2 separate regions of the Mus musculus genome follow, and region 1 is linked to region 2. The links are chromatin loops, found by intact Hi-C in ENCODE. Cell type or tissue: left cerebral cortex. All regions are shown on one strand.

The links. Peaks named below come from ENCODE experiments on the same cell type or tissue, not always from the same donor. Only the 100,000 strongest peaks of a DNase experiment are listed, where the experiment ranks them.
Region 1: it touches region 2 in a loop (2.0-fold over the local background); 4 of 42 quality-filtered maps call a loop at or near these places.

What each region holds. Positions count from the first base shown.
Region 1 is chr10:120,574,059-120,576,558 of GRCm38, forward strand. No RefSeq gene overlaps it. Among named protein-coding and RNA genes, the nearest start is that of Gm34952, 47 kb to the left of the region's middle. In left cerebral cortex, no CTCF peak of the experiment used is centred here; no DNase peak of the experiment used is centred here.
Region 2 is chr10:120,842,527-120,845,026 of GRCm38, forward strand. The region is part of intron 4 of Msrb3 (methionine sulfoxide reductase B3); the gene reads right to left. Among named protein-coding and RNA genes, the nearest start is that of Gm15910, 14 kb to the right of the region's middle. In left cerebral cortex, no CTCF peak of the experiment used is centred here; a DNase peak (open chromatin) is centred at 1,332.

The DNA.
Region 1 (2,500 bases), 270 kb before region 2:
AGAAAAGCATGGCAAGGTTCGGGGTAGCTAACTAATATTCCAAGTCTACTATAGACACATATACTACAGACCTTATATATGTCTATGCTTACTCCACCAACACAGCCTTTCTCATTTTGACACCCCACCACTTCCTCCTCTGTCCCGCCCCCCACCTCCTCCTCTGCAACTCCCCCACCCCACCCCCGGTCTCCTCTGTTCTTGTCCATGTGAGGAGCATCTGTGAACTCCACTTAGACTCTTCTTTACCCCAGACTCTGTTCTGAAAGGTTCATTTTGTGCCTGGAGTTCAGAAAGGACCATGAGAGGGAAATAGAGATGATGTAATGCCTTGAAATTGTTGACTTTCACAAGTACGTTCGTCAAAACGAGGCATCGCCAGTGCTTTCATCCTGGGTGACCCTCTAGTCCCAGTTCTGAACCTTTCTGGCTGATTTCTTGTCCACAGCTCATGGTTTGGTTCTCTACATCATGCGTGAGACCTGTAGCATATCAGAAGCGACGGGGCAGGAGCCAGGACTGTGGCGCACACAGTATGCATAGGGGCTGTGCTCTCCTTAGGTCCCTGGGGGCTTCCTCAGCTTCTGAGGTTGTTAGGAAGTGGTTTATCTGACTGTATAAGACACAATTCTATATACTAGGTTCTGATAAAACTAAACTATTGGTTACACTTGAAATTTTAGGAGAACTGAGCATAAATGGTATTTGATGCAATTGGGGAAGGGATTTGGAGGTAAGGTGGTAGATAGCAAACTCACTGTACAGGAGAATAACATGTATCTCCAACAAATGACTAGTGGAGGACATCTTAATTCTAATGAAGATGTGAGCATTTATATTAAATAAATAAAGGAAAAAAACAAACAAACAAAAGACCTCTGCGTCTCCCTGAACCTATGTCCCATGGATAGAGAACACAGATTTATCCTTAAAATAACTGTAGTCTAAAAAATAATCATTATTCAATGGGGAAGAGGGGAAGGGAGGCGGGGGACCAAAATAGAGAGGTGATAAGAGGAACGAACCAGATGTGACACCAACCTTGATTACAAAAGAGGGAGGAAGGGAGGGAGGGAGGGGCTTGGACACAGGGGACTGAGCTGCCTGGAACTGTACTGAAACTATGAAAAAGCATCCTGAAGCTTCCAGAAGCTGCTGGTGGAGACAGCTGAGCTGAGCCCCTGGAAATGCTCCATGCAGGAGAGCCACACCTGGAGGTTAAAATTCTTAGAAAAGGAAAGAGATCAAAGGGGGCCAGATGCCCTGTGTGGGGCAGCGTGCCCTGTGAGGTGTGGGCTCGGGTATTCCAGGGAAGGATGCTTGGCTGAGAGATAGATAGATCTTGGTATAAACTGGGAAGCCTTCCCGTGATGAAACTGAATGAGAACCTTTAGTGTGTGTGTTGGGGGGTGGGGGGAGGAGTACACGGGTACCTTCCATCCCTCACTGAGAAGCTCCACCGTTGGTCCTTAGTCATATATAATTTAGGTTTCCAAGTTCTCCAGACACACGGAAGTCATACAGGTTGTAAAATGGGCTTTGTAGTCTGTACAAAATAACCCTGAATACAACCTCTAACCTAACACTTGAGTCTTCTCTATCCAAACACTTTTTCCAGAGGCAACCACTCTTAATATTTCTAAATGAATAGCGAGTTTGGGCAGTTGGGCACCACACCACATACATGCACTCTATTCCATATATAATACATATGTATTCTATATGTCAACAGTATATAGATCACAGCCCTCTCACATTTAAGTTCATGTTGGTCTGCTTCATCCTATCAAGGAGTGCATATGACTTCAAAGTGCCCCACTATTGTGATGTATTTAGCCATGTCCCTGACTGACCCCATTTGTCTTCGCAGACGTCCTTCTCATTCATTCATTCACCAAACTTTAAACATCACTCCCGGCATGTCAAACATGCAGTGCGCCTGAAAATTCAAAATTGACGCTGTCTGTGCTCTGCTGGCCTTACCATCAAGCAGACATACTTGAGATATGGTTGTATAGACACGGTGATGAAATAGAAGACAATGAAAGCCACCTTAAATCCTGCCGAGTCCGCAGCAGGGGGTGGGTAGTAGGATAGGAGTAAATAAATAAATAACCAGCTTGCCACAGCAGATCAACACTGCACCAGGAGCATAAACAAAGAGCCACAGGAGTCCAGAGGGGCAAGCCGGTTCCCAGCAGGGCTTTCCTGCCTGGGTCCAGGCCGAAGTCACCAGACCAATCTTTCCACAGCAAGCCTTTGATCAGGTCTCAGCTCTGCTTGCAAACCTCCTGTGACCCTTGGTGGCCTGGCCTCTTCCCCCATCTGCTGCAGAAATTACTGCGGTGACATCACTGTCTCTCACTAGAATGGGGGCCATTGTGATATGGTCCCAAAGCGCTCTGGGATTGCTATTACAAGTCCAGGGTGTGAGTTCTGTCTCTGTCACTTTTTCCTTGGGTGATAATGGCCAATCTACCAAAACTCTGAGATTTACAGT
Region 2 (2,500 bases):
CCGCTCCTCAGAAACTACTTCATCTCAGAGTAGCCTCACTACATGGCAGAGCTTTATGGGGGGCGGGGGGAATTTAGATTACAGCAATGGGCGAGGCAATTACTGAAACTTCAAAGTTGACCACACTTCAGGACCGATTAGCGCTTTTCTGGAATTAGAACCATTTCCAGTCGAGTCCCGCGAAGAAGTCATCTTGACGGTAAGTTCACGTTGCCCCCAGAATTCTATTGTGGCTGCAGAAGTCCCTGCTAACAGTGTTGAGGAAGCAAGATCTCATAGAGAACAACGGGGGACTCCACCTTCCCACTCACCCCATCCTCCCTGCCACACAGGCACATCGTTGTGTCGAGGGCAAAGGTTCATGTTGAAAGTTTCCTGTGGTGCTGAGTGGAAGACCATGCAGGGAGCAGTGGAGGTAAGCTGTGTGTGGCATGGAACTCGGGTTCTCTTAATGAAAGAGCTTATGTTCTCAAAGAGCTGAAAAAACAGCTCCAATTTTCTGGTGGCCTAGAATAAAATAGCATGGAGGGGAGGGGTCGCGTGAAATATAGAGTGTGCGCGCAGCTTTGCCGCACGGGGGAGGGGGTGCGCGCCTGAGCTATGGCGCATGCGTGAGTTCAACTTCAATGGCTTGAAGTAGTGACTCAGTCACACCAGCATTTGCTGTTAACAGACAGACCCACCTGGACGAGCTCTGCATGGTCACATTTCACAGTCCTTTGTAGACTGTTGTGATAGTGTATGTCCCTAAACTCGGTCAAGCCACCTACATTTAGCATTATTTTAATGACCAGCATACACTAGGTGTGTTTGTGCGTTTAGTTTTTATCCTGTTTTGGCTTTGCTTGTCCCAGTTTGCGGAGAACGAATCTGAGGCCACATACCTGGGTCCGCATTCTGCATGTCCTGTGAGCTGCTTTTGGCCACTCCCTGTGTGGTGACTTGATGAAGATGGGGATACAGAGAAGACGTTTAGAATTGCTCATGCCTGTTGATGCCAGTCTTCACAGAAATACAACAAGAAATTTTGAAAGAAGTGATGAGCATGTCATAAAGCTACTTGAGATAAAAAATGAGACCGGAAATCGATAGGTGGAAATCATGTGCTTCAATTGCTATGGTCCTACCCATAATTCCCGCTCTGCTCCTAGGGGCTGGTGGCTTCCTGGCTCCTGCACATTCGTTATGTCTTACTGGGATGGCTCCAAGTGCCTTTTGAGCTGAGACATTCTAGCAATCGGCCACAACAGAGCTAGCCTTTCCCTGAACGGAGATGATCTCCAGTTTTCTACTCAAGTCCGCACGCACCGAAACAAGCAGATCACAGAGAACTGAGACGCGAGTGTGTTCTGCTAGTTCTAGTGACGTTGACTGAAACAGCCATGCCTGATTGGCTAGAATAAAATAGAAAGCATCGGATGATAGAACTCCTTTTAAATTGAGCATTACCGTTTAACATACACTCTCGCATGCTAACTGTGATTCTCAGAGGTTCTCCTCACTCGGTTCTCCTATATGAAATGTGCAGCTGGAGAGACGTGATTTTCATATGAAGCACTTAGGACCATGCCAGGCATATGAAAACTGTTATGTAAGCATTAGCTATCATTTACTAGTAATGTTGTCCTTGCTAACGAGCCTAGTCTCAGCTCACTCTCACTGAGCTGTTCCGTGGAGGGTTATTAGTTACTATGCACAAAGAAGTGCATATGTGGCATGGGTCTTCAGAGTCACAAACAGGTGACCTCACGTAGATAGTGGTGCAGTTTATCAGCTAGCCCTGACATGACTTCCCAATGCCTCTATTGCAAGCCTATATCCCTTATTTTATTCCCAGAAATCTATTGTATGCATTGTTATGACTGACTTCCCACATTCCTCATGCTATTCCTTTCCTCAAATCCTCTCCAAAACCTGCACACCCGTAATGAGACATGCATGTGATCATAATTAGTTGGTTATCACATGTCTGGAGCGAAGAGGAAAATATCACTAGGGCATGTTCTTTACACTGTGAAGTTCACTTAGTAGAAGGTAAACACATGCACAAATACACACACATACAGATACTCACACATACACACATGTGCACACACATGCATACACATACACACATGCACACATACACACATATATACACATGCACACATATGCACACATATGCACACATATATACACACATACACATATGCACACATATACACATGCACACATATTCATACATGTACACACATGCACACATATATCTACACACACATGCATACACACACACGCATGCATGCACGCACATATACAGCATAAGTATCCAGAACTAAGTAGAAACTGCAGCGATGGAAGGAACATGCTAAGAAACACAGATGTAAGGACCATGTTTACTCTGGAAGGAACAAAGAATCTGATGGAGGAAGGATGCTGAGGCTTAGAGGATAAGAGTGGGTTAAAAGCCCTTTCTTCACTAATGTCCTACAATGCTCCAGCTGCATCTCCCATTGTTCTCAAC